5 separate regions of the Mus musculus genome follow, and regions 2, 3, 4 and 5 are each linked to region 1. A link is a loop called in an ENCODE intact Hi-C map of the cell type or tissue named here. Cell type or tissue: heart. All regions are shown on one strand. Each heading gives the region's core, and the rest is flanking DNA. Links, peaks and the distances in the headings are about the cores only.

Evidence for each region. Peaks named below come from ENCODE experiments on the same cell type or tissue, not always from the same donor. Only the 100,000 strongest peaks of a DNase experiment are listed, where the experiment ranks them.
Region 2: it touches region 1 in a loop (2.3-fold over the local background); 3 of 42 quality-filtered maps call a loop at or near these places.
Region 3: it touches region 1 in a loop (2.0-fold over the local background); 2 of 42 quality-filtered maps call a loop at or near these places.
Region 4: it touches region 1 in a loop (4-fold over the local background); 12 of 42 quality-filtered maps call a loop at or near these places.
Region 5: a loop joins it to region 1, with 4 times the contacts of the local background. A loop is called at or near these places in 15 of 42 quality-filtered maps.

Annotation. Positions count from the first base shown.
Region 1 is chr13:94,865,718-94,871,606 of GRCm38, forward strand. No RefSeq gene overlaps it. Among named protein-coding and RNA genes, the nearest start is that of Otp, 7.0 kb to the right of the region's middle. In heart, for the core only: a CTCF peak has its summit at 3,141 (motif pointing left); a DNase peak (open chromatin) is centred at 3,054; H3K4me3 peaks cover 1,235 bases; H3K27ac peaks cover 216 bases; H3K27me3 peaks cover 4,512 bases.
Region 2 is chr13:94,448,908-94,454,796 of GRCm38, forward strand. It overlaps Ap3b1 (adaptor-related protein complex 3, beta 1 subunit), which reads left to right. Exons shown (of 27, transcript NM_009680.3): 13 at 2,046-2,178. Among named protein-coding and RNA genes, the nearest start is that of Ap3b1, 93 kb to the left of the region's middle. In heart, for the core only: a CTCF peak has its summit at 2,496 (motif pointing right); no DNase peak of the experiment used is centred there.
Region 3 is chr13:94,378,764-94,384,652 of GRCm38, forward strand. All of the region lies in intron 1 of Ap3b1 (adaptor-related protein complex 3, beta 1 subunit), which reads left to right. Among named protein-coding and RNA genes, the nearest start is that of Ap3b1, 23 kb to the left of the region's middle. In heart, for the core only: a CTCF peak has its summit at 3,130 (motif pointing right); no DNase peak of the experiment used is centred there.
Region 4 is chr13:94,556,594-94,562,482 of GRCm38, forward strand. All of the region lies in intron 26 of Ap3b1 (adaptor-related protein complex 3, beta 1 subunit), which reads left to right. Among named protein-coding and RNA genes, the nearest start is that of Gm32305, 140 kb to the right of the region's middle. In heart, for the core only: a CTCF peak has its summit at 3,607 (motif pointing right); a DNase peak (open chromatin) is centred at 3,608.
Region 5 is chr13:94,707,539-94,713,427 of GRCm38, forward strand. No RefSeq gene overlaps it. Among named protein-coding and RNA genes, the nearest start is that of Gm32351, 7.6 kb to the left of the region's middle. In heart, for the core only: a CTCF peak has its summit at 2,453; no DNase peak of the experiment used is centred there; H3K4me3 peaks cover 1,671 bases; H3K27me3 peaks cover 3,691 bases.

The sequences.
Region 1 (5,889 bases), core at 559-5,558:
GCTCTCTTTTGCTTAAGCAGCCATCATATCTCTCTTGGCCGGCCCTCTCATGCTAGACAAACTTCTCAGTGTGATGACAAGTACTCCAAAGAACAACTTCAAAGGAGAGAGGATTTTATTTTAGTTCCTGGTCTCAAAGGTTCCCACTCATAGACAGTTTGTCCTTCACTGTGGGTCTGACACGGGGAGAGGAATATCAAGGAGGCAAGAGTATTGTAGAGCAGAGCTGCAGGGCTCACAAGAGCTGGGGGCAGGGTAGGGGTGGGCAGAGAGAGGGCCCACCCTCAAAGGTCACTCCCTTCCTCCCAGCTTTTCATCTGGGCCTCTAGCATCTCTAAGTGCTGGTCACATTCAGGGCAGGTCACTGCCCTGCCAGATACACAGAGAACTGTGCGTCACTACTCTATGCTGTCCTCAGTCCTATCAAAGTGATAGTTAAACTCAACTTCCTTCTCTGCTCACTCTGCTTGATCCACCTTCTGCCACCACCACCACCACACACACACACACACACACACACACACACACACATCTTTCAGTGTGAAAACTGAGGAAGAGTTAAGGAAGGAAGGGTCATCAGTGAGGCTCCTGTTCAGCGTGGGAGTTTTGTCTGCCCCAGAGCAGGAGAGCACGGTTGTGTGCTTTAACTAGTTCATGTAAACACAACAGTTCTCCAGTTTCCTTTGAGTTAAATAAGATCCTGTGGCCTAATTCTCACCAATGTCTTGTGAGAGGAAAAGAACTAATTTTGAGCTGTCTCCTCAAAAGAAAGGACCAAGAATCGCTTTTCAGCAACTTTCCCAGCTACCACCTTAGTCCACAGGGCAAGCATCCCCGAAGGCGGAGCATCAGTAAATTGACAACGTCCCTCTTACATAGTTTTGGACTGCTGTTTACTTGGACCGCTATGTGAGAGAAATAACATTTTGTCTGCCCTAAGCCACTCCACTTTGGGATCTCCATTACAGCAGCTTAACTGTGCCCCGCCTAACAGAGAGCCCCTCTCCCTCCTGCATCTGTGGTTCTCAGGGAGGGAGACATGTGAAAGAAAAATGTCTACGAAAAGTCAACATCATTCCGAATGGGTGACTTGGGGGACCTCTCAGAAATGAAGGGGTTGGTGAATAAATCCACATGCTAAAGCACCCAGGGGTGAGGGGCGGGGGTGGGGAGAACTGTCCCTGAGCAGAAATGGCTGTTTCCATATGTTAGCAACTCGGGAAGGCAGGAGAGACGGAGAAGACCCCCCTGCTTCTGGCTTTCAGGCTCTAGTGTGGAAAATGCCTTTGGGGAGTGAATGAGAGAATTAGTGTAAGCTGTGGATTTGGGGCTTTAGTGGGCTTAAGGCAGACTTTAATCACCCTCAATCCCTGTGGCCCCAGGGTGGGAATGTTAATCTAATTCACTTGCACTGCCACCCAGGGTAAGGGCTGCTTATTCATGAGCCACCATTGTGTAAGGGGCCATGCCAGCTGCCCAGGACCTATTTCTAGGGGGCAGAAGCTGTCCACCCACAAAGCAGGCTTCCTGACAATACTCTGGAATGCAGAAAACCCTAATAGAGGTTTGGATTTAAAACCAACCCATATTTGTTGAGGGTGGAAGAGTCTTTAAGATGGCAGTGCTTTGGGGAAGACTCTTTCCAGCTTGTCATTACCAGTTATGGCCAAGAACTTATCTCGGTGACACGTCTCACCTTGTGGCCCTTTATAGAATGAGAACATTCTATAAAAGATATTCCATTAACTAGTAGCACTGAAGAGAGCTACTATCTTCCTGGGACACCAGATTTCTGGCTAGAAACACATTATTGATGGAGAAAGTTAAAAGAGTACCCTGAAGCAAATGGAGGGGCCCAGGGTGCAGCTCAAGAAGAGTCCATGCTGAGGGCAAAGGGGACCCTGGCTTTATAAAGAGGCATGTGTTGAAGGCTTGGTCTATACACTGAGGAAACCTGAAAGGTGGCAAAACTTTCAGGAGTCAGAGCCTAACTGAAGAAAACCAGGTCTTTTTGCTAGCAGGGCAGTGGCCTTGCTGGGGTTCCTGGGACCCAGGGCCTTCTCCCTGCTAGCTTCCTGGCCACCACGAGGAGAGCAGTCTCCATCTGCCATGCACTCTCCTGCTGGGTCATGGCTGCTTCCAAGGGAGCAATTGTCTGATGAACAGAATCCACCATAGCAGAAAACTCTATGTAGGCCATGCCCATTTGAAAGCCTGGCCAGAAGTAACATCTGTCCATCTCTCTAACACAGGACCTAGCACATAGTAGGGCAAATAAGAAAAGGTGTCAGCTGCTGAGAGTCACAGTGTATGGATACTGTTCCTTTCCTTGTCCAACACTGCAACCCCAGAGAAGGCTAATAATCCAATTAGAAACAAATACTGACGTCCAGCTGCCTGTGGTGGCCCACGACTTTAAAACAAGCACGCAGGAGGCAGAGGCAGGTGGATCTCTGTGAACTGGAGGCCAGCCTGGTGTACACAGGGAGTTCCAGGCCAGCAAGGGCTACAAAGTGAGACCCTGGCTCAGAAAAACCAAATAAAAATAAAAGGAAAGCAAACAAACAAATAAACAAATGAGGCCTCACCATACCCAGGCATCCGGGAGTGTGTATATATACCTTGACTAAGAAAGGAATTCAGGGCCCCTGAGCTATGGACCAGAAAGATCAGAGGAACCCAGGTGAGAAAGTTTTGAGTTAAAATGGTGTTGTGACTTTCTCTAGACTTCAATCAAGTTTGGAAAATGCCATGGGGAGAGTAAGTTCCAAGGCCTTCCAGGCCAGGCTGAGGCTCTGAGCTTGGGTGTGGCACCTGCCTCTGAGGGAACTCTGGTGGTGTCGCCCCCCACCCCTACCCCGGGAGGCGACTCCACCTGCTCGCAGAAGTCCGGTCTGATCCTGCCTCACACCGGCGGCGCCGAGCAGAGGCCCCTCGCTGCCATCCGCTCACCCAGCCTGCTGTCCTCCATGTAGTCTGGGGAAAGGAGACCGGAGCAGGCGCACGTGGGCGCGGGGACGTGGCTGCAGCTTGGCTCTCCGCGGGCCGCCAAGGACCCGGCTGGGCTACAGAGCCGCGGCCACGGGAGGAGACCGTGCGGCGGGCGCAGCGCCCCCTGGAGGCCGGGCGGGGTGGGGCGGGGTGGCAGAGCCCAGTGGCCGCTTTGCAGGGCGGGCCGGGCCTGCTGGGGACTTGGGCTATTTTGTGACTGCACCATCCACCCAAGCCTCATTACCACCTCTTAATGAGACCCCTTTACTCCGTGACGTGCAACCGCTCCATCTCATTAAGGAAATCGCTCTTCAATGCTGATTATTTTATTTGCAGCCATAATTATATTTCTTTCGGCTAAATCACGGTTTAATCGAGCCCACATGGAGGGCAGCAGCACTAATTACGGCGGGGGATGCGGCGGCGGCGGCGGGCGCGGGCCAGCCGGGGCGGCGGGGGTGCCGGGCGGCGGGCGCGGCCGCGGGGCGGCGGGCGGGGAGGGGCGCCGGCGGGGGGCGGGGGCCCGGGCTCAAACACAACAACTTATTACTTCTAATTCCCCAACTGTCACCAAATCACCTGCACGAAACAAGAATCTAATTTGTTAAGCTGGCATGTCTGCAGATGGAAGATCGATCTTCACTGTAGATTTCTCTAATTGAGTGAATATAGACGCCCGGAATTAGCTGCACTCGGGCTGCTGGGAGGGGACAAGGGACAGGGAAAGGGGGCCGGCAGGGGAAAGTGTGTGTGTGTGTGTGGGGGGGGGGGGTAGTGGAGAAGAGAGGGAAGGAAAAGAGAAAAAGAGAGGCAGGAGACACGGGTCAAAGAGGAGGGAGAATAGAAAGGATGAAAAGCGTGCAGGACGGAAAAAGAGGAAAGGGAGCGAAGGAAGAGGGGAGAAAAGAAAGCAAGAATGGAGGGAAAGTGGAAGAAAGAGAAAAATACTACTTGCAGAAGGCTAATTACCTATAGATTCCTGCCCCGCCCCCATCTCACCCAGCCAAGTGTAAAGTGACTGGCAAAGCCAAGACCCTTGTCATTCTGAGCCGGGACCAACTCCTTAGGAAAAGAGAGAGGTTGTGATGGAGAAGCCGGGGCGGGGGAAGTGGGTGGCAAGAATGCTGGCTTCTGGAAGAAATGGCTTACAGAATTACATTTGTTTTTCTTGTGATTTTATTAAAAGTCACTCCTCATCTCCAGAATGCGTGAAAATATCTACTTTCCACTCAGATACACCGCATTAACTTGTTGGAGGCAAATTTGTTTGTTTGTCTATTTTATTTATTTGCTACATAAGATTGATGCAGTCTTATTAGCGCTATATCTAGTTATAGAAAGAGTATAAGGATGAGACTTTTTTCCTTCTTATTCCAATTACTAGCCTTGTCACCTAACTGAATAACGGATACACGATTATTTATCCTAAGTAAATAGAGATGAGAAAAGCAACGAACTTAACACATGCAACAAAACCCGTGTGCCACTTATTATGTTCCGGGTGGCTAATTGGGCCCATTAAAATAACAGGGCAAACAGCAATGCCAGGGAAGCTAGGATAAACAGTACAGCCACAAGGCAGGAACTGATTCGTCATTGTCTGGTGTGGTTGTTTCTGCACTGAGGGCCTCTGAGCGGCAGTGGGCAGAAGGGGAAGACTAGAGAAAGAAGCAAGCTAGGGTCTTGGCGGTTCAGCTCTTGAAGAATCACGCAGGGGGACTGTCTGGAAGATCTGCTTTTAGTTTGCAAAAGCAAACGTGTGCAAACGTATTCAAAGAAAAACTATCTATCTATCCATCCATCAATCCACCATCCATCCATCACTTCCTGTATTGCCTCAAGCTCCCGGGTTATGACATTAGTTTGAGCCAGGTTTCTTGCTTCTGAGCGCCACTGGCAAACGCGGGCCCTGTAGGTGACCAAGCAATGGACCTGCAGTGCACTGCTCACAAAAGCGCATACACAAGTGCACAGGTCATGTATGAAACCCTGCTCTCAGTGTTGGAAGAAGAAAAAAGAATATTGAGAGCTTGGGTCTGTAGTCAAGGTTTTTGTTTTTGTTTTCCTTTAGATTAAGTCGGCTCTGTTTGGAGACAATACAGGCTAAGTGCGTCTTGACCTCAGGTCTCTCAGCTCCGGAGTTACGGAGGTCTTGAGGTTTGAGCTAGGCCCGTGCCTGTTTGACTAAGAATTACAGATGCTTCTCTCTGCCCTGAAGAGGCCCCACCAGAAGAGGAAGGAGTTTTTGCAGTGGACCGGCAGGGGCATTCAACCGAATCCTCCTTGGCTGTGGTCTCTGGCTGGCGACTCCTAGAGTTATCTCAGGCAGAGGAGTGTGGAAGCGCCCTTTGCTCTCTCAGCTCCTGTTCTACCTACCCACTCCGGTGAACGAGCCGCCGCTGGAGCAGTCTGAAATTCCGGGATGGTCATGTGATTGAAGGACCCTTACCAGAACAGGATGGACACTGAGATTTGGGGAAGCACCACTTCGGGCTTTTGAGGTTGATCTGAGAAATCCTGGTCACCATTGTTGCAAATGTTTTGGGTCTGGTTCTCCCTCCCTGCATTCCCCCCCCCCCCCCCGCACCTCCTTTGCGTCCCCTCCCTGCGTTTTAATCTTTTCTTCCATTCTGAAGTGCGCCTGAGCGATGCGATCTGATGTACAGTTGCTTTTGGGTTATTGCATATCTGGAAAAGTAAACAGGAGTGTTCAAGTCACTTGATTTGTTTTCAGTAAGCAAATAATACCCCAAAGCATGGCTGTAATTTACCACGAATTAAAATTGATTCTTTTCATCAGGCAAGAAAATAGGAAAATGTGAGATCGTTAATTATTGAGGGAGGCGCTTCTCATTAAAGGGAACAATGTTACAATTCAGCATCTAATAGCAGGAATGT
Region 2 (5,889 bases), core at 584-5,583, 420 kb before region 1:
TTAGGGACCCCTTTAACTTAAGCTATATTGTCGGATCACTTAAAAACAGCTGTGTGGGAAGTGGTGACTTCACCTCCTGGTGAAAGGTGCTTGCCGCCGAGCCTGCCAACTGGAGTTCAATCTCGAGGACCCTGTGCTGGAAGGAGAGAACCGACTTGGATTAGATTATTTCTTGGGTTTATGTACTTTATGATGGGTGGATCAACGGTGAAGCCATTGAGGGAAAAAGCGCAGCAGCAGAAAACCACGCCCTATCCAGCACCTCTGGAGGTGCTGTTAGCTTCTTCATCAGCCCACACAGAATTTCTCCTTACCTTTATATGGATGCCATGTTTTCTTTTAATCAGTGGTTCTCAACCTTCCTAATGCTGCAACCCTTTAATACAGTTCCTCATGTTGTGGTGACCCCCGGTCATAAAATTATCTTTGTTGCTACTTCATGAATCCTGCTGCTGTATGGATCATAATGTAAATATGTTGAGAACCACTGTTTTTAACTACACACACACACACACACATAGACACACACAGACACACACACACATAGACACACATACACAGACACACACACACAGAGACACACTCACACGCTTCGGGACTATTAGAATGTAGCTGCATGCCCGTGATTCCTTTGTTCTCACCTGGGTTCCTGAATTTCCATCCCGTTTACATTTTTCTAGAAATATTCATGATAAAATTAGAATACTGTAAAGCCATCTCTTTGTGGGCAGGCCACAAAATTGGGTTTCTCATCTCGTCTCTTAGGCCAGAGATTGATGTTGGGTTTAGCTTTACGTCACTCACATAATCTGATTTCACCCCGTTGCTCTTTCCTGTGTCCCCAGTCCCTCATCTTGTGTAATCTTGTCATCTTTCCGCACATGTCTAGCCCCCGAGGACAGCAGGAGGCAGGCCTTTGTGCTCTCTGGCGTGGTCTGTGAGCCTCTGCAGGTTTTGTTCATCTGTGTATTTCATTTCCTGGGAGTGTGTTGTGTAAGGACTTCTCAGCAGAACGGTTGACTCCTTCCTTTGTGTGTTCATTCTTAGCACTGTCTAATTTAGTATATCATTTCTGTTTATGTATTTTCTTTATACTTATTTATAATTTGTTTGTGAGTAACATAGGCTTCCTGAACGACTCAAATGCATTCTTTTTTATTATAGCAATTAAATTCCCTGTTTAGGAGCAGTTTTAAGTCCACTTTGGTTTTTCTTTGCATGGAACTAGAAAGCTCCCATTGTTTCTTCAACATTTCGCCATCTCCTTGAGACTTTGCATTAAATTCCTATAGTGTTTACATATCTTTTGTTTTTTCTTTGATTTCTTATTTAGATAACTGTTTTAATGCATATTTGTCATAGATAGCCATAGAGTTAATTTTGTATTGCATATTTAGAATTTGAGGTTAGGAATCTTTTTTGAAAACTATAAAAGCTTTGGTTTTATATTAGAAAAGTTGTAACAGAAGTCACAAAATATGTAAGGTTGTCAGGAAAGACCTTCCTTTGTAAGTCAGATCTATTTTAAGTTTATGTTAATATGTATGCACACTGTGTATTTAAGGTGCTTGTAGCTGAGTGAGCTAGAACTCACGGAGCTGTTGGACCCTCATAGACACTCCTAACCCTCCGTGCCAGGTTGTCATTACTAGCAGATTGCTCCTTTTTTCCTTTTCTCTGAACTTTAGGTTTAGTGTTCTCTCCGTGGGCTCACAGGCACCGCTGGGTAAATGAACTGAAACCTTCCCAGAGCATGTTCCCAGCATCTTCCACCCTGGCTCTGGAGCTAATTGCTGTTTTGGGGTGATGCTCGCCACTGTCTGCTTTGGAGCCTTGAGCTACTCGCTGCAGTGAATGACCCTGGCTTGAAAATGTCCCTTTGCCAAAGGGACATTAAGTTATAAGCGATGAAAGACGTTAAGCAATCATTTGGGGCCCCTGTTAGGCTTAAGAGAATTCTAAATTTTTTGTCCTGACAAAGCTATAAAAATGGGCTTTGATTCACTTGATAACGCCAATGTTGAAACTAATCAAACTGTTTTTAGACCTACGTGAGAAGCCAGGACAAACAGTTTGCAGCAGCCACTATTCAGACCATAGGCAGATGTGCAACCAGCATTAGCGAGGTCACCGACACATGCCTCAACGGCCTGGTCTGCCTGCTGTCCAACAGGGATGGTGAGTTCATAGGTTCACTTTATTTTTATATGGTTCATAATTGTATATTCTCAGTAAGTCCTATAGCTGTAATCTATTATATTATCTTTTCGGGTTTTTCTATATATCAGTATTTTCTCAGTAAGTAGCAGCTTTATTCTTGATTTGCAGGAAAATTTATTTCAAAAAATAAATGAGATAATTAATAGATTTTGTTTTGCTCCCATTAAGACAATTTATCTTACTCATTCACTAAGCACTGCTTCATACCCTTTCTGCAAAGGTTCTCTGTGACTGTTTCCTAGTCATGCGTGGAAGTCGGGTATAACAGTGGTTCGCCTGCAGAGGGTGCTAGAAGCAGGCAAATGACTTTACAGCTTGGCACAGTGATGGACCCTCAGCCTTTCAGCCTTCCAGAAGTGTACCCAGTGCCTTCTCACTGAAGGCGAGCTACACTTAGCCATCATTGTGCCAGAGGTTCATGTGTACCCTAATTATTTGTTTTCAGAAACAGGATAGCAAAATATATTGTCCTGAGTTACCGTGCTCTGTACTGAAGTGCCGGTGCATGGTTTGCAAATAAGATGAACCATTTAAAGAAAAACAAGTTAACTTCTCACATTTAGAAGATTTTAGTATAGTTGTACAGTGGATTAAAATGCAGGTTTGCTTAGAAAAGGTAAAAGCTGCATAAAATTGTTGAAATTATTGACTTTGTAATATAAACTACATTATGTGTAGTACAGATATGCATGAGAAAGCACCCATGAAGCCAAACTTAACAGAAGCTGATTATGTCTTACATTTTACTTGAAGAATAACTTTTTACTACAATGATTACTTTATCTGTAGAATGCCATAGGTCCCCATGTGGAGGTATTTCTAGAAATTGCTATGCTGTGGTAAGTTCTTCCAATGGGGAGCCCATGATAAACTGAAACCAAGCAAACAGTAAAACAAAATTAATTCCTGGATAACACTGATCTGATTAGATATTTTCTTTATTTACATTTCAAATGTTATCCCAAAAGTTCCCTATACCCTCTCCCTCCATAGTTCCACCTACAAACGTTTGATTTGCTAGAATATCTTCCTATGTAGATGTTAAATGCAAATTCTTCCAAATTAAAAAAGAAAGAAATTTCTAAAATATTTACTTGTGCAGGTAAATAAGAAAGGATAGCATGTGTTCCACCATACAGGTGACTGTGAGCATCCACTTCTGTATTTGCCAGGCACTGGCATAGCCTCACATGAGACAGCTATATCAGTGTTCCTTCAGCACAGGGTCCCCAATGGAGGAGCTAGAGAAAGTACCCAAGGAGCTGAAGGGGTCTGCAACCCTATAGGAGGAACAACAATATCAACTAACTAGTAACCCCAGAGCTCATGTCTCTAGCTGCAGATATATATAGGCAGAAAATGGCCTAGTTGGCTATCATTGGGAAGAGAGGCCCCTTGCTCTTGCAAACTTTATATGCCCCAGTACAGGGGAACGCCAGGGCCAAGAAGTGGGAGTCGGTGGGTAGGGGAGCAGAGTTGGGGGAGGGTATAGGGAACTTTTGGGATAGCATTTGAAATGTAAATAAAGAAAATGTCTAATAAAATAAAAAAAGAAAGAAACAATAGCATGATAAATGGCGCCTATGGTGTCTGGTTCACTTAGAACAGTAACATCTTTTGTCTCTGTTTTGAGTCATACTTTTAAGTATGACTTTTCATTTTTATGTGTCTTTGATAATGACTTTCTTTGGTCGCATAAGGTTTGCTAATGTAATAGTTGATTTAAGATCTCTTTGTATAAAAAAACTATCAGAGATTAGTGAAAACATGACAGTCTTTTTATTTTTACACATAAAAACTGAATAATTTATTGTAACTATAGTTGTGATATTAACAATACCAATGACAGATAGGAATGTACTGACAGTCTTTTTAAATACAAAGCATAGCACAAATGTCTGCCTACCTATTTTTTTGGTCCTTTTTTCTGATGAGAAATATTTATATTAATTTTAAAGTAATTATTTCTGCCACATACTGCTTATTTTTTAAAAGTTTATTTTCTTTGATTTCAAAGAATCTTTCAAAGCAGACTTGGCTTGCCATAAAATAGCCCATTATCGGTGTGAAAGATTAATTTGAAAAACAGATTTCTTAAGGTTCTTCAGTTTGAGAAATTCACATTTCAATTGACTTAGGATAATTTAATTGCCTGTGGTAGTTTATTTTAGGTAACGCGTTAACGGAATTTGTTTGTCTGAATAACCTTGTTGGCACCTACTATAATGTAAAGGAATTAGATAGAGGATTAGTTTTCATTTTTGTTTAGTTTTTTATAATTCAGTAAGCATTTAGTGAGAGTTTGAATCTGTAGAGATATTTAATAAATGTTGAGTAGATTAATAGGATATTCATTTAGCTTGTGAAAGTCTGTGCCTTTATGGCACTCACAGTCTGATGGAAGCACCAGTAAAATAAAATAAATATGTTTTAGTTTCCCCATCTACTCCTTTCTCGATTGCTGGTTATTTGTGTCTATGTAAAACCAGACTGCCTGCTTGGACGTTACTGCTCGCTTGGGTAGTTAGCCAGCCTGCCTCTACTGATTCCTTACCTGTAAGTGAGGGGACAGTGGACAGGAGCAGGTATAGTGTATGTTTTGCTGAGGACAGGAGGGAAACTTGAAAAGGCCAAGAACACAAGTAGCATTTGCTTATAGTTACAGAATATTCTAGAGTTCAAAGGTGCTTAGCGTGACTCCTGGACAAAATCATACAACTCTACTCTGCTTCCTCATTCGTCTTTAAAGTCTTAAGATAAAAGTGAAAATAAAGTGTTTTTGTAAATTAAAGCCTTAATATTAAATATTAATTCCCTAATATATATGCATATATATTTACTCGTGAATAGGTATAATAATTTTATTTATATTCTTAAGGGGTAATATATTTCAAAGAAAAATTTAACAGTACAAATTGTGACATTTTGTGTAGTATTAAACCTTTGAAGTGTGTGCTAGGGGATTGTCTAATGTCTCTGTTGCTCTTAATGTTTTTAAAAGCAAAGTTTACATAAAGACAGGATGTACTCTTTTGGGGGGCATCTGTGGCATTAATAATAGTTTATACGGCCTGGGGAAATTCTTCAGTCAGTAAGTACTTGCCATACAAGGAGACTATGAGTTCAGATCCCGTCTCCCGTAAAGGCCGGGCAAGATGGCCTGTGTCTGCTCCAGTGCGGGAGTGATGTTGGAAGGATGCCTGCGGCTTGCTGGCTGGGCAGTGTTGGGCCAGTGAGTTCAGTAAGAGACCCTATCTCAAACAGTGCGGAAAATGACCAAGACGTGCAGTCAGTCTTGGCTTCTGCCCTCTGCAAGTATGCACAACGCATACATAGCACATCGCCAGACTGTCACAGTTCTGCATCAACACACGTGCACACGAAAATAATAGCTCATGGTAGTTATTCTGTAAGGTCAGATGCTCAGACACTAGGATGCCGCGTCCCTGCTGGTGCTACCACAAAGGAGACGAGACTGCTGCAGCCACTCCTTACGAAAGCTCGCTTTCCAAACCCCAGCTTGTGAATCAGCTTCCTACTCACTTCCAGAGCAATTGTATTCAATAAAGTGCCTTTGAGAAACAGGTGGCACACTTAAAGAGAATCACTGAAAGCTATGAACAAGGTATAGGCGGGGTTAGAGCACAGGGTAAGATAGCCTCTGACCCC
Region 3 (5,889 bases), core at 647-5,646, 490 kb before region 1:
TCTGTCTTGTCCATCTTTTCTTGTGATTTGTGACCATATTATTTAAAGTGTCTACTCGGTGACTCTGGAATTGGGCTCAGCTATAGATGGTCTCTGCACTTCTCTTCCTCTCAGATCCCTTCACCATTTAGTTTCTGTCACTGCCCTCCTGTTCCACCTCGCAGTTTAGTCAGATTCTGGGTTCTTAGGCTTGGTGAGTCCGTCAGCCCATCACTGAACTAACTATGCTAGTCTCAGGCTCTGTGCATCATGTGCTGTTTTCGCTCTTGGCTCTCCAGTGTATCGTCCTGTCTGTATGGCCGTTCTGTGGTGTAAGCCCAGGCAGCCCTGGGTAAGAGAGTTGATAGTTGCTCTTCTCTCCAGGGTGCTCTCTGAAGCCTCTCCCTCCCAGGTGACATTCCTCTTGCTTTCTTAGACTCTTGGCCTGTGGAAATGTGCCAGCTCCTTGAAGGGAGTGTGCTGACAACTTTGTGTACCTATGGGTGGTTTCTTCCTCTTTGATTTTGCTCAAGTTTCAGTCACTCTTGTGGCTGGATTTCAGTATTTGTCACTTCAGTCACAATAATTGCCTCTCTGGTTCTGTTCTTCCCAGGGGACAATGCACTGAGGGAACCAACTGATGTGGAGGGATGGCGGCCTCTAAGTCCTGTCTGTATCTGTCCTGTGTGCGCTTCCCTATGGCTTTAAAAATGGCTGTTTTCTGTGGCAGTTTACAAGGTGGTTTCATGACAGGAATTGGAGATCCTTATACTACATCAGTGTCCGTGTTTTAGCAGTGTGTTTCTCTCCTGCCCCTCCTGCTCCCTCTCTTGAAAGGCCCTATCTGGTCACAGCCCTGTTTCTCTGTAGAGTGCGACCACTCTCAGGCTGCGTCCCTGTTCTCTTCTGCAGTCTGTCCTTTTGTTTCACTTCCATCATGTGCTGCCTTCTGACATAATCTGCTCCTCAAGTGCATTTATTTTTGTTTTTATTTATTTGAATATAATTTCAGGAGGGATTCCCCCCCTCCAACCTCGTTTTTCTTTTGTGTGTCACCAGTGCAAATGGGACATAATGGAGGCAGGCCCTTCAAGATGGAAGCCAGTGTTCATTTGTCTCAATCTAGAGGCGTGCTCTGAAGGATTCATGAGATTGTACACTGGCTTTTTAAATGAAGATATTGTTGTCCTGTGTGGGAGAAGTTTTAATAAAAAGCAGGGATAAGGGAGTGCCTGTAACGTGTTCTCCTTTAGTCCTGTACACAGTATTGTAGAGAAAATTCTGTCTGTGCCTGGTTGATTGTGGCTTGAGAGGCGATGGTGGGTGACTGGCTGGTTAAGATTCCATCAGTTGTAGCTGGAGTTTTGCGTTTTTACCTTTTTGTATGTGGTAAGTGAAGGACACATGCCTGAAGCTGTGCAAGGCTCTGACCCTAGGAAGGGGAGGCAGACTGCAAGCATCACCAGGCCCTGTGCTGTTCCACAAGCATGTCAGGAAGGCCCGGAGCCTTGGCTGTAGCACTGCACCCTGCTCTAGTTCCCAGCCCCTCTGCAAATCCAGTCACATTTGCCATTTGCCATGGGGAGTTGTGTATTCCTCTTAGGAGTTTTTCAAAGCCCAGGTTTGAGAGTTTTCTGGCAATCTTGGGAAATGTCCTGTCCTCCCTGCCCCCATTTTAATATCTCCTATTGTGGTACAACTCTGAAGGAAGTCACAGTCCCTCAGCACTTGTGCCACGTCCTCATTTTTAGATTTAAGTCTCAGGTGTTGCTCTTAGTGGTGCACAGCTCTTGAACTGTTTTGAGGGAAGGTAATTGTGTAGAGCGACTTGGTGATGATTACTGGTACATATTTCAAAAGACGTAGGGAAAAAGGCTTGGAATATTTTTAACACAGAGCAAGTGGATGCTCGAGGGGCCAGCGAGTTGGTAAAAATCCTTATAGCACAAGCCCAGGGATCTGAAGGGGAGAAGCAACTTCTGAAAGGTGTCCTTTGACCTCACCCGTGCATGCGCAGACACACACCGTAAAGGAGGTGTTCACAGAGGTAGCTACATCAATGTCTTTACCCTGTAATCCCAGCTTTAGAGAGGCAGAGGCATGAAGATCTCCAGTTCCAGGCCACCCTGGCCTGTGTGGTGACAGTGTTTCACAGACTGATGACAGCTAAGACCCGGATGAGTATTACGAAGTTGTTGTAGATATACTGAATCTGCCATGGAAGGACCACTTAGTCTGTGTGCAGAGGGCACACACATATTGCCAGCTGCTCTATAGCTGCTTTATAGCTGCTTTATAGCTGCTAGAATGACCTCTGCTTGTATGAAGTTTTAGAAAATACAGGGTCAGAGTGGTAGCAACCCATCACGATGTTGGGGAGTGAGAATCTGGCTGTAAAGGTTGTGGGCAAGGTTGGAGGGAGTGTCCTGTGGTTGATGTAGCTAGTGATTGCAGGATTTTACCCATGTTTGAAAACTGAACAAAGTATACTCTTAGAATTGGAGAATGTTATAATAAGTCACACCACAGTAAGGCTGACAAGTTAATTGTGTGAGCTCTGCTCTCAAACTGCTAAAGAGCTTTTCTTTCTTTGAAAAATTCCAGTCTGTCATGGATGAACACTTCTATAAAATTCAATAAAAATAAATTACTAGAAAAATACAGTGGAAAAAGTATGTACAATACCACCCCATTTTTATTGGATTCAATAAACATAAAATTATACTGTCAAATTACTCTTCCAACTTTCCAAGTATGTGACTTTGAGTGCCTCCATGTGTCTAGGTAGTACTTTGAGTGGCACTGATGAGCATGGTGCCTGCTGGATTTCAGTTTCCTCTTTGTTTATACTGCTTTACAATGAGTGGAGGAAGAGAAGGAGGGGTCAGGAGTAGTGTTGTAATAAGTTCTGGGTTTCAGATTTATGAAAAAGAAAGTCCACCGATACTCTACCTCCCTCCCAGGTTGTCCTGCGTGACTCGTCCCATGTTGCTTTGGGCAGTATTCTGGTTTATTCTGGTAGAGTACAAGCGCCTTTCCCAGTCCAAATGAGGTTTGCTTTAGCTTTTCAGCAATGCATTTCTTGTTCCTTGAAACTTTTAGGCTTATTTTGAATGGGATAGAACAGTTATACCATTTAACACCACAAGATGTCACTTATGTAAAAATAAAGTCAGTTCCCTCAGATTGAGGGTAAGTGAAGAAGCAGGGAAAGAAAAGGAAGCCTGCGTTTGAAGCAGATAACACATGGTGTTTCAAATACTGCTAATTCAACGTTATTTCAAACAAGTACCTTGAATTTATAAACATTTCTTAATTTCTAAGTGTCATGTAGTAACACATGGTCCTGGTCAGTTTTGAGTACACACTCTGAAGGCATTGACTTAGGAGCAGGAAGAGACAGTGCATCCGAGACTGACAAGAAGGTGTCAGCTCTTTTAATCCTTCCTGTTTTGGTGACAAGCAAAGGGGCATTGGGGAAGGCACTATCTGGGAAGTCATAGTGACAGATTGGGGCTTGGGGAAGTTGGGCACTGCCTCTGGCTGAAGTAGAGCTTATTTCTGTTCCCTTGGACCTGAGAGTTAGTAGCTCTTCCCTGGGGCAGCACCAAAGGCATCCTGATTTCTCGGTTTTAGTTTTAGAGAACAGGACAGGACATAGGGTGGCTGAAAAGAGGTCCTTGTTTGCACGAATGTAGCAGGGACTAGCCAGGCTTCCGTTAGGACCGAGCAAGGTGATGTCTGGGTGAGTGGTAGACAGGTCCTAAAATTGATATTTCTTCTTCCTCATTGTCCATTTCTCTCTCCAGGTAACACTGGCGAGGAAAGTTCTGGAACATTCTTAGGGAAAAGGAAAGTGAAACCAAGGAGAAAGGCTTCCCCTTTTCTGGCATTTGGGTGTCTAATCATTTCTTCTTAGTTCCTATCTATTTCTGTTTTGTGTGTGTGTTTCCTCAACAGGAATACAATTTAAAATGTTTCTTTTAGGTTTTAGTATTTCCACTTAGTATCATTATGTAAAACGAAGGAACAGGACAAAGTAGGAGGAGGAGTGGCTTGAGATGCCCTGTTCCCCACCCACATCACCACAGCCTTCTATTTGTCTCTGAGTTTTGAAGAGCCTGAGATGTTAGAAAAGGGGATTCTAAGTTTACTACAGTGAGATTTATAGTAAATCTTCAGAGACAGTTTTTCTTTTAAAATATCTATTTCATTTTGTGTGCATGAATGTTTCTCCTGAGTGTGTGTTTGTACCATGCGTGAGCCTGGTGCCCTCAGAGGTCAGATCCTTAGGACCTGGAGTTACAGATGGCTGTGGGTGGTGGGAATAGAATCCCTGTCCCATTGGAAGAACAGTGAGTGATCGTAACCAAAGAGGCATCTCGCCAGCCCCAAACATTTGTTTACTTATTTGTTTGGGGTGGGGCACGCGTGATCTGTAGTGTGCATATGGGGGTCAGAAGTCGGCCTTCTGGAGTCAATTCTCACCTTCTCGTGAGTGCTGTGCTGAGTGTGTGCTCCAGGGTGCCTGACCACAAGCTTCTGCAAGATCCCCCTCTCTGCCTCTGTCTCACCATGGAGTGCTAGGATTGTAGATGCACGCCATCCCTGCCAGCTTCTTATGTGGGCTCTGGGGATTGACCCTGGCTATCAGGGCTGCATGTGTCATGCCTTCACCCTCATCGAATGCCCAAACCATCTCCTCAGCCTCGCAGTTTTTATACATAGTTATTTCTACTATCTAGTTAACATAAAATACTGGTTATATTTTAGTTGGATTTTTAAAAAAGATTTATTTATTATTATATGTAAGTACACTGTAGCTGTCTTCAGACACACTAGAAGAGGGCGTCAGATCTTGTTACAGATGGTTGTGAGCTACCATGTGGTTGCTGGGATTTGAACTCCGGACCTTTGGAAGAGCAGTCGGGTACTCTTACCCACTGAGCCATCTCACCAGCCCTTAGTTGGATGTTTTAATTACTGTAGTTTTTTTTTTTTTGTCTCCTGCAAATGGTCACTACTATATTTAATATACCATTTGAAAAGTAAAAGTAAACTTTTTTCATAATAATTCGCCTTGCCTGTATTCTCTCTGGGGAAAAGTAAAGTGTGTAGTGTTTCTTTTTTAATTGTTTTGGTATGAGGATAGTTTTTTTTTTTTTTTTTAACATTTAAACCCTGCATTAGTTGTCCTAGGTTACAGACACTGGGTGAATTAACCAACACAAACTTTTGAAGGTGGCAAATCAAGCTGTCAGGAGCCTTGTCATCAAGGCCTCTCTTCTGGTTTGCTGTGTCCCTGCCTGATCATTTCTTGCTGTGTGTGTTCTTATTCTCATCCCTTCTTAAAACATAGTTATGACTGGCATACGGCCCACCCACAGGTCCTCACGTTAACTCTGTCACTTCAACAAAGGCTTAACTTCAGGGTGAACCTCACGCTCATTTCTTCTTCTTCTTCTTCTTCTTCTTCTTCTTCTTCTTCTTCTTCTTCTTCTTCTTCTTCTTCTTCTTCTCCTTCTTCTTTTTGGTTATTTTTAAAAGATATATTTTATATATTAGTCGGGGCTCTTTAGAGGAACAGAGCTTATAGAGTGAGTCTATATGTATATTTAGAAAGGGCATGTATTAGAACAGTTTACAGGCTGTGGTCTACCTAGTCCAACAGTGGCTGTCTATCAAGGGAAGATCCAATAATCCAGCAGTTGTTCAGTCTTTAAGGCTGGATGTCTCAGTTGGTCTTCAGTATACATCAGAATTCTGAAGAAGTAGGCTCTAATGCCAGGAATGGATTTGCCAGCTATGTGATAGCAAGTAGGCAAAGAGTGAAAACTTCCCTCTTCCATGGTCTCTATGTAGGCTGCCAGCAGAAGGTGGGGTTTCTTTTTATTTTATTTTTTATTATTT
Region 4 (5,889 bases), core at 518-5,517, 310 kb before region 1:
AAACCTAGAATCTCTACTCAGAGGACCCATGTCAATAAACTCAGCCTGCTCTAGTTTTATGTTCCTTCCACCCTTATCCCACACCCTTAAAATCCATTCCCACACATATTCACCAGGTTTCTGCTTGAATGAATTAGCAAACTCATTAAGCTCCTTAGTAGTGTAGCGAATTTCCTCATGGACTACACTTTCTACCTCCCCTCTAGGAGCCTGTTTTGCTTTGAGTCTGGTTACAGGTCTAGAAGAAACTATTGGTGGGCCGTGAGCAGACTCTGCAAAATTAATTTCCTCATGTGGGGAAGGCATTATTTCAAGAGGTGGGGCTGAGGGTACTACTTCCTCAGGTGGGGCAAACCCTTGAGAATCTGAGGATTCAAAATTCTCAGCTTCAACATGGTCTTCCCACACATCCCCATCCCATGTTGTAGGATCCCATTCTTTGCCAATTAGAGCCCTTACTTTAACTGTCGACACACTCTGAGGCTGAGACTTGAATTTTCGCTGTAGTTCAGCCAACCTTACAATGAGAGTTTCTGTTTGATTTTCTGCAACTTGAGCTCTATTGCTACAAGAGAGAAGATTCTCCTCAAGGACACACTTAGCAACTTTTAGATCGTTTACTTGTGTCTGGAGCCTTTCGATTTTATCACACAACTCCTTCCTTTCATTCATCATTTTTTCCACAGATACTAAGAGCAGCCAGCCAGTAAAATCATTTTTCGATTTTTTCCCCATCTTGTAGAAAGCTTTGTGCACTGAATCACCTAATTCATTAAGAAAATCAAGGGCATTAGCTTCTTTAAGTTCGGAATATAGTTTCAACCATGGGTCTTCAAAATTCTCTGAGCTCCCAGGAGGGAGAGAATCTGGAGAGGTTTCAATAGTTGAAAGTGCTGGTGGATCAACAAGCCAATTCCAGAATTTTAAAAGATTCATCCTTGTACTTCTGTTACTCTAGAACCACTCCTGGTACCAACTTCTGTATTAGTCAGGGTTCTCTAGAGTCACAGAACTTATGGATAGTCTCTAAATAGTAAAGGAATTTATTGATGACTTACAGTCGGCAGCCCAATTCCCAACAATTGTTCAGTCGCAGCTGTGAATGGAAGTCCAAGGATCTAGCAGTTACTCAGTCTCACGCAGCAAGCAGGCGAAGGAGCAATAGCAAGAGCTAGACTCCCTTCTTCCAATGTCCTTATATTGTCTCCAGCAGAAGGTGGAGCCCAGATTAAAGGTGTGTTCCTTAACTCGGAGATTCAATCTTCTGGAATCCATAGCCACTATGGCTCAAGATCTTCAAACCAAGATCCAGATAAGGATCTCCAAGCCTCCAGATAAGGGTCACTGGTGAGCCTTCCAATTCCGGATTGTAGTTCATTCCAAATATTGTCAAGTTGACAACCAGGAATAGCCACTACACCATCCTAAAAACATTTTCTTATACCTAAACAATTTAAGCTTATAGCAAGATTCTTTTGACTATCTAGACTTCAACCCCACCAGAGACCTGAGAAGGAGTAAATATTACCTGTGTGTGCAGGAAGCACAGGGACGCAGCTTCCAAAAATTATAGAAATGACAGAGACAGCCAATTGCCTGGACAGTCCCAATATTCTCTGTAATGTTGGAGCATCTATCTTCAGCCTTCTGGCCCAGAACATCTGACAGACCTTGTGTGAAGCAGGAATTATGAAGGACTCGCTTACCCTGTATTGGCAGAACTTGGCAGTCAACTTCCCTGTGTTCATTTGTTCTTTTTGGACACGATGTCTGCAGTTGAAACATGCCTAGCTTGCCACAATTAAAGCAACTCGATATGGAGGTTATTGATAGTCATTATCGTCTTTTGAGTGGAGTGGGGGTACTGTTAGGAGCAGACCTGTCTCAATGTCAAAAAGCCTTAATTTAATAAAAAATTTTTTTAAAAAGCATGTTTCAATGCCATGTTCTGTGAGTCTCTGAGATTTGTGAAGACCATCTATTCATAGCATATGTGAACAAGCAAATATTGCCTGTCTCCAACTACCTATTATCTGTACAACACAGGATGCATATGTCTGTGATAATCCAGACTAGTATCTGACAAGACCAGGAGTTTGATTAACTTAATGTTATTTTGTGTTATTTAATTATCCTAAACAATTTTTAAAGGATTGGGACTCAACATTATATTATTAAATGAGTTGCATAAGTATAATACCTATATAAGAGTTGAAACATATATATGTATATATACATACACACATATATATAATGTTGTAACAAAATTAATCTTGCTTTGTATCAATATATAAAGATTTATACCAATACAAACCTTAAACCTATATCAATATACAAAATTCTGTACCAATGTAACAAAAATAGCCTCAATTTTGCATTAAAATATAAAGATCTTTGCCAATGTAAGATTATGACTATAAAATATTTTAAATTTAGAAGATTTAACAGTCCTCCCCTATTTGTCTAATATTTTATAATATTTCTATGATCTTCCTTTTTTACCCCCGCTCTCTAAGAGAAAGAAAGAAAGAAAGAAAGAAAGAAAGAAAGAAAGAAAGAGAAAGGAAGGAAGGAAGGAAAAGAAGAAAAGAAAAGGGAAAGGAAAAAGAAAAGGAGAGAAAGAAGAGGAAAGACAAGATAGAAATCCCTGAGTCTAAGCTCTCTATTTTGTTTCTTCCCTGTCTAAGACCATAATTACTTGTAAATCATCCCCTAAGACAACAATATATTTATTACTCAAAAGTGACCAAAACCATCCACCCCAATTTAAGCGATTAGGATGACAGTCTTCTTGTAATTGCTTCCTATTGAATTGGGGTGGGGGGGGGGGAAGGAAAATTAGAAAAAAAAATCATTAGTCTTTAAGAAAGCTAGCTATAGTATTTGTTGTCTAGTCTCTGTATGTTGAGAAATTGGAGGCGTAAATAAAGTCCCAGTTAGAACAGTCTGGAAGGCTAGACCAAGTGAGCTAGCTGTTGTGACGTTGTCCCAGAAGTGAGTCTTTAGAGGAAACAGTTTAAATGTAACTGAGGTAGGATCAAGGCAGGGACTGGAAAAGTGGGTCTCAGCATCTCAGCATCCGGAGAGTGAGTGTTGTCAGGGCTGCATTTTTGGTGGTTTTTTCTGCAGGTTTCAGTTTGGGTTTTTCCTTGCTTAGTGTGGTATGCTGTGGTGTGTTTTGTTTGTTTTGCAATACAGGCTTGCCTATAGCCTAGCCTGGCCTGGAACTTGCCCCAGCCTCCCAGATGCTGAGATTATAGGTGTGAGCCACCACATCTGGCTCCAGGGTACTGTTTTTGTTTATTGTTTTCTTTTCTCATAGAACCTCTAGGAGATTTAAATTCCATGTGATTTTTGAGGATTGTAATGCAAGCAATTTTTGCTTAGCCTGTGACATTGGCTGTCTCCATGCACACATTTCAGAAGCTCCAAGACTACTTCCAATCCCAATTTAATCTGTCCTGAAACGAGGGTTTATATAAACATTTTTTGATGCAATGGTATCTGACTGGGTCTCTTCTCCAATAAGATACCTTTTGAGTCCAACAGAGCTGAGAGTTGGGAAACAGGCTAATGACCGGTGCTCCTTCTGCTGGCGAGTGGTTGTCCACTAGAGGGCAGCACTGCTTTTGGATCTACTTGGGAACCCTACTGGCTCTAGGAACAGCATCTCATTTGAAAACAAACTTGGACCTCAGTTAATTTTACACATAATGACAAGCTAAATATTCCAGGCATAACCAGACTGCACAGCTGATTTTTTTCCCTCTAAAACATTCTGTATTTAAGTTTTGTTTAATTTCTCTTTTAGTTAGGTAATACTCTATAATGCTCAAGTTTACTAAGAATAAATAGATGTTTTCATATTTTTAAAAAACGAGAAGAAAAGAATCCCTCTGGGATGACAGTTTTGTCAGGGATCAAAGAAAGGGGCTTTCCTTTTGGCTTCTGTTGTTAACTCTGTCTCGTCCACACCCCACCAAGCAGGCAGACCAGACGTGCTGTAGGAGGGTGGCATCGTGTTTCCCTTAGGAAACACTTCAATTTTAGCTTTTTTTTTATACAAAGACTAGATCACTAGGCTGACAGTTGGGATGGTTTTTATCTACATCCTAATGGAAGTTTGGTTTTCTTACCTTTTTTTTTTTCTTCACCTATTTGCTAGAGAGATTCTTTCCCAGTGTTCCAGGTCAATTTTTTAAAAAACTTGTCTTGGATAAATTCTCTAAGTCTTAATCTCTTGTTAATGTCTCCCTTCCTGTTGTTGTATAATGGACTGAACTTTAAATGCCACTTAATAGCCAGCCAAATAGAACTCTGCACCATGCAGAGCCTCTGTCCGTTGTCCGTCTGCAGCGCCCTAGTGTGTTAAGCCGAACCAGTAAAGATTTACAGTGTTGTGTCCTTGGGAAGATAATGTTCCGGACCAGACGGCTTCGGATTGATGTGTAGGGCCCTACTCAAGCCAGGCTTTCTTACACATAACGACTGTGCGGCTTCATTACACATTTGTCAACTTTGGACTAATTATTTTTATACAGCTAGGGCAGGGCAGTGCATCCTGTGATCGTCTTTCTTACTAATAGGATTCTGTCTGCTTCAGCAGGCAGTAATTGAAGGCTTCATGTATGAGTCGGGGAAAAAAAAGTTTTAGCCTGAGTGGGCCATTGTCACAGTTTCTGATAACCAGTAGAACAGAAAGCAGGAGGAAATTGAACTCAGAATAGAAAAATCAGAGAGCAGGAGACTATCCAAGAGAAGACAAAAGCTTGTCGCCAAGCTGTTGTTGGGTGCAAGGAGTCTGCCTCTGCATAAGGAGCTGGCGTTTGTGGGTGCCCCAGGCCAGCAGGCGCAACCTCTCAGAGCTACTCACATTCATGTGCTGGCGTATTCGCTTTACAGCAGGTGAACTGCAACACATCCTGTCTAGGGGGAGAAAGGGAACATTATAGTTTATAGCCAGCTTCTGACAGATTTAAATGAGTTGTAGACAATATATTTATTCCGAATTTATTATTATGTGACCGGTTTCATCATTCCTACAGTAGTTACAAAATAACTTTTTACAAGAGTGCAGCACTTTTTTCTCACTTGGGTCACAACATGAGCTTAGTTGGCCTTTTTCTTGAATCTTATGAATTCAACAAAGATTAAATGTCAACTGCTAGAGATAATGGACAAGACATTCAGTGAGATGGCATACGGATGCGACCTAGCGTTTCACTTGCCGGCTTGTCAACAGTGGGTGCTTCTGTTAGAATGGAATGAGCATCATCAGATGCCGTCCTTTCGTCACATGGGGCTGTTGTGCACAAGGTAGCTCTACCCTGCCTGAGTCTCCCTTGTCCTCACTTATGGTGCCCAGGTTATCTATCTCCCGAGTTCCCTCCCTGATACAGCTCCATCCAAAAGGATTTATAGTCCTTATGACTGGGGACTTGAAAGGACTAAGCAGATGATACTTAACGTTTTCAGTCTCTAAGAACAGGGATAAAAATAGGAAGGGGAATTAAGTCAGGACACCTTGACTTACAGACCATTCAAAGTAAGCACATAATTGTGCAAAGAGAAAATCTTCCTTCAGGATTCTGACATAATAACAGAATCGGAAAATTAGTCTGTTGACTGATAAAAGCAAATATTGAGTGTGTTTTTGCATCTATTGAAAGACTGCATATGACCTGTATTCATAATGCCTTAGTTTGAGTGCCTGCTCTGCCATGCACTCGCCCTGTGTCTCAGGCAAATGCCTCCAGTTCTGTGGCCTCAACCTCCTCATCTCTGTCAGTCCCCTGCCTCCATGGGTCAGATGGAATTGTGGGAATGGTTAGCACTCACCTCTGGTCACATGGTATAAACAGCTACTTTATAGCAGTCAGAACTTCTGCC
Region 5 (5,889 bases), core at 260-5,259, 160 kb before region 1:
ATCCCCACCCGCTGAGGGAGACCCAGATTGCAAGACTGCTCTGCACTCAGAAGCCAAGCCTGCAGCCATCGAGAAGAGTGGCTATCTGGAAGCTAGGAAGTGGGGGACTGGGGGAGATAGGACAATAAAATAGGGCACTAAGCAGAGTGGTTTCCTTCTATAACCCACGGTTGTCCTTGAGGCTTGTTGGTAGTGATGCTGCCACAGGCCGAGTTTCCTACAACTGGATGCTTAAGGAGATTTTGCAGGGCCAAGCTGGAGAGAAGCAGATGAGTGTGTGTGTGTGTGTGTGTGTGTGTGTGTGTGTGTGTGTGTGTGTGTGCCCGGGTGGGTATCCAGTCGCCCACAGACTGGCTTTGCAAAGGGTTGGTAAGAGGCATTGTTCCTAACCGGGCGCGGCTTCACCAGGGGCTGAGATGTGCACGCTGACCTTACCGCGGACCTGGCCTGCAGACAGCTGGCTGCGAAGAAGGAAGCCCTTTGCCCTCGAGCCCTGGTTTCCCTACTCGCCCTCCCCGACCCCCTCTGGGCCAGCGGGCGCCCGCGCCTTACTAATTGCTCGGCTCCCTTCATGCACACATCTCCACTAATTTTACATTTCTCATTCTGCGGGTAGCTGGAAAGCGGCTCAGGGAATACGGTTCCTTCTCTTAGCTACCGCATGAATACAGTGAGTGGTGGCCGTCCAAGCCTCCCTGGCTGGGGGCTTTGGTAAATTAGCAGCTTGGCTGTATAATCAGGCATTCGCCATTGAGGCCACAGTACTGTACCCGCTAACCAGGTGAGATTTCATCATCTAATGGGTTGGGAGGTGTGACCGAGCTGCTAAGTTAGCAATTAAACTTCGCAAGTATCGTTCGATTGTTTTTTTTTTTTTTTTTTTTTTTTTGGACAGGCCACTGCAACGTTACCCCAGCTATTGAAAGAAAAGAAATCCCTTTCCAGAATATATACACAGACGGAAATGATTTTTGTGAAATCCATGGAATGATATAAAGGAAGTATCATGTCTAAACACACCGTTTGGATTCTGTATTCTATAAAATACAGGCTATATAGTTACAGAGTTCTAAATCTGCAGTGGGGGGAGGGGTGGTAGCTAGTTGCTGCAAAGGCAGGGAGGGACTGTGTGCAAAATATTAGATAACATCTAATCTAGGATAGAAAAAAAATCTAGGAAATCAGAGATTCGTCCCTTTTGGGCCTATCGTTTAGATTTATTATTGTACCAAGAACTGGTATCAAAGCAAAAGGGCAAACGGTCTCATAGAAGCCCCCCCCCCCCAGTAGGCAGCTCCTCTGGCTCCTGAGGCCTAAAGCTTTGCCATCTCCTTCTGAAGCTCCAAGGTGTATCCATGTAAGATGGGAAAATGGTTGGTGTGAATTAGAAGGCTCAGGTTCCCAGAAACAATAAACACTCTTGCGCTGGGGACAACACCCTGCGTATGTAGGTATGTGGGTCTGTGTAAGAGAGAAAACAGCACAAGACCTGGCTTCTCCCGAGCCCTAAGAGCTTAAATGGAAACATAACAGAAAATATTATTAGCTTTATCTGCTGACACTAGGGACACGGGTTAAAGTATTTTTCATTTAATTTGATAGTGAATAAGGCACTTACAGTACTTGATGATCTATTGATCAAATAGAAATGAGGTGCCAGCAACACCTCCTTATTTAATCCCCATTCCCACGATTAAAAAACCAAGTGAATTTAGGAAAAAAAAAAAACAATTTGCTCAGTAAGTGTTGTGTTATATAAAGAATAGAAAGAGACCCGTTCTTCCAACCTATAAATCTCTCCTTGGGCTAATATGATTGACTACAGGGCACGTGAACCCCCGCTGAACTGTAAACAGTGTTTTAATGGACAGTAATGGCCCTATGATTTTTAGCTATTGTTCCAAAATGACTACCATGTTTATTGCCATCATTAAAAATGAATTAAAGAGTTATGAAACTCCTCAATAATGAGAACTCCGGCAGTTTATAAGCCCTGTTCTGCTCTTCTCAGTTCACTTAACGGGCTGCATCTGCCCAGAGTGGTGCGGGCTGGGTGACACCCACCAGAGACCACAGTTTAGGGAACCCGGGTGTCCAGAACCTTTCTTTTGTCTGATGAGGGCCCGGAGAACTAAGAGAGAGGGAAGGAAAAGAGGCGGTGATGGGATGAGAGGGAACCCAGAAAGCTCTGCCCTTTCGGGTGTTCCCGGTGAGGAGGTGTGGTGATGGATGACTGTAGGAGCCGGGGACTGGGAGGGGACAAGATTCGCTTCCCTGCAGCAAAATGGCCTCGGTCAGGGTGGTGGTAGGGGTACGGATGGGATCCCGGGGTTGGGGTGGGGGTGACCAGAGGCGTGTTCCTAGCCCTAACCCGGCCGAGGAAGGCGCTGTGGGACCCTGTTAGGGCAGGCTGCAGACCCAGGCGGGGTTGCCTGGTCACTGCCCTGTAGTTCCGCGTGGTGGCGGCCACTGCACCTCCCCGAAGCCGGGGGAGTCGCTGGGGACCGCGCAGGAAAAAGGCTCAGCAAAGTTGCTCGCAGCCGGGGCACTGTTCTCCGAGGGGTCTCTGGCTGGAGTCTGCACGTTTCTCTTTGCATTAGCAAAGCCCAAAGTCATCCAGTTTGCGCTAATCACCACAATTAGTCCTGAATTATCACCGGACTCTGACAGACGTTCCTTGTAACTCTCTTTTATTTCCAACAGCCCTAATCAGCCGCTCTCATTACAAACGCTGATTAAACTGCAAATTATCCAGCAGCGGCCCTGTTCCCGTCTACCAGCAGCTCGTTCAATATCAATTAGGGCCGAACGGCAAAGCCTGCAGCCTCCCAGAGCCTCCAACTGCCTGATAGTGGCACTTATTAGTTTGGAAAACTAGGAAAATACTAATAATCAACAACCAAGGGGAAAGAGGAGGCGACAGAACAAAAGGACGGCAGCAACGCAGCCGTAGGGGCGAGCGCGAGCCGGGTGCTGCGGGCCCAGGTGCGCACCCAGCCGTGCGCGGTGCAGGAAAGGGACCGCTTCGCTGGGAGCGCTGGGTCCCCAGAGCAGCCGGCCGGGTGTGCAGACCGCCAGGGCTATTCACTAAGGCATTGGCTTCGGCTCGCCGAGGACGCTTTTTTGCAAATAATAATCGGATTTGGCTATTTAAAAAAAAAAATCAAAACTTCTAGAACCGCCCTTCATCGAGTGCTCCTGCAATCCGTTTCCAATAAGCTGTTTAGGTTGGTACTTAAAAAACATTGACCTTGTCCCGTAAATAAAGTGGGAGCTGATGACAGTTGATTTTATTTACCTATTCTGTCAAATTAGATTTCCATGGCAAAACGCTGCTCGCATAGGCTGCAGAAAGTGCAGCCCCGCGGCCCCTCCTCGCCTCTGGGGCTGAGGTGTAAAGACAAAGCTACTCCGCGCCTCCTTCCGCGCTACCAGCCTGTGTTCTGCATACCCCCTCCCCCTTTCGCCAGCAGCACCGGTTCCCCACCGGAGAAACTGTTCCCACCCCTCAAAGGCAACCAGGATCTGCTAAGGGGCAGCAATTGTAGATAGGTCCTGGAGGGTTTTTTGGTCACCTAGAGATACTGCAGGCTGGGGCCTAACTGCCATCCCCCGGGCAGGGGCAGGGGCAGGGGCAGGGGCAGGGGCAGGGGCAGGGGCAGGGGCAGGGGCAGGGGCAGGGGCAGGGGCAGGGGCAGGGGCAGGGGCAGGGGCAGGGGCAGGGGCAGGGGCAGGGGCAGGGGCAGGGGCAGGGGCAGGGGCAGGGGCAGGGGCAGGGGCAGGGTCTCTAGAGGCTGTTCTTTCCAACTACTTGAGATACCCGCCCCTTCCCCGCCTCCAAATCGAAAACAGAACAAGAAGAAACTAACTAAAATAAAAACAGGAAGAGACTAGATTGCTTATTTCTCTCTAGATTTGAGGAGTCATACATCACGCAGAATGTGGGTGCCTTTGTCTACACCAAAAAAAAAAAAAAAAACCACCAAAAAAACAAACAAAAACCCTACTTATTTATTCACTGTGGGGCTGAGCACCTTTGACATAAGAGTTCCCTATTAGAGACTGCTTACAATGGCCACCAGGCTTCTGTCTGTTCAATGAAAAGCCCTCGGTTCCTTTTTTTGGCTTTTTCTTGGAGGAACCTTGTTACAATTACACTTCAGAATTAAAACTCAGGCAAGGAGAAGGTTTGCTTCCTTCTTTGAACCTGATCACATCTTTTTCCCCTTTTTGCATTGACTGCCAGGAAGCTCAAAGTTCTATCCCTCACACAAACCTGCTCTGTGAGAAAAATGAGCCTTCCTTGTTTCTTAAAGGCCCAGGTTTTGCCTTTTGGTGGGACAGCACACATCTTCTGGACACTGATGATCTTACCTCAAGATGAGCCACACTTTGAGAAATATAGCACTTTTGCAATTGAAAATACGTGGCTTTTTTTTTTTTTAAGAGCCTTTACAAACTTACCACATATATTTATTTCTGGCAGCTTGTTATCCAAATTATGGGAGAAATTAATAGATTTTTAAATATTTCTGCTTTTTTCCCCATTACTGGTACTGGTACCTGTATTCTCTATAAACTGACAACCATCCCCCTAGGCCAGGATGTCATCTTCTGCCCACATTTCTAAAGTAAGATCCTGGGCAAGTTCTCCCAACAACCAGGCGTTAGTGTCCCCAGAGCCACTCCTGGTATGATCTTCTGGGGCTCCTCCGTTTCCTGTGTAACCCAAAGGCCATTTTCTACAAATTGTGTTCTCTTGACACTTTAGAATGTCTGCTCAGAAGCTAATTTTTCACTTGCTGTTGTGAGCTTGCATATATTCTCAAACTTATCCTATTTAAGAACATGGTATGGAGGTTGACTGAGGATGCAGCTCAGTGGGTAAGGTGCAGAGCAACCATGCACAAAGCCCTGGGGCTGATTTCCAGAAGGCATGAAGAAAGCAAGCTGGTTCTCAAATCTACCAGTGGACTGCTAAGCTGCCCCTTATGCCATTGGGTTGTTGCCAGGTTGGGGGCTACATGGTGGCACACACAGAAGTTTCCGGTCATCCTCTAGCCATAGTGAATTTGAGGCCAGAGTATAGAAACTCTGTCTCAAAACATCAAATAAAAACATACAGTGTGTCAGGTACTTGCTAAAATGTTCTTGTTGCCTCTTCTAACCAGGCAGCCACTGCATGACATAGGCACTGTTGTTGTTGTTGTAAGACTTAGAAAGTAAAGGGCATTTGACTTCCCCAGCTTCTGAGAAGAATGAATTATCCTTTCTGTTCTGCCTTCTCTTCTACTTCCTAGAGTGGGAAATTGGGATAAACATTTGGAGTACCTGATTTTCCAAATCTATAATCTTACCTCAATACACATACGACCCCAAATAACATGGCTTTGATAATGAGACTTTCTACTCTCAAAGCCACATCAAAACAGACTGTTGGTTCTCCCCTTTCTTACTGGGAAGGAGAAGGACCTCCCTCGGGTCGTTCCTCCTGTAGTTAAGCTGACCTGACAGTCACTAGTAGCTGTCCCTGTGCCTAAGGAAGAAAACACAGTTCTCTGAGATCCCCTTCTATAATACAATAGCCTGGGACTCTCAGAACAAAGGACCCCCAGGGACATGAGTAAAACTATTTGCACCTACTCCCATATTTTGGAAAGCAGACTTCTTAACCGAATGATGCCCCCAGCGAGCTTTGCTCAAATTCCTTGATAGAGAGGCTAGCTGGAAAAGCAGGGAGGGGGCACATAAGGGTGTTACATTGTCTGTAATAGATGAAAACATTCCCTTCGTCCCCTTAACAATATTGGTGGGGAAAGGGCTTTCCCCGGATGTCTGAGAGCACAAATTAAAGCCCCAATCTCGATGAGCCAGGCCTTATTTTGGATA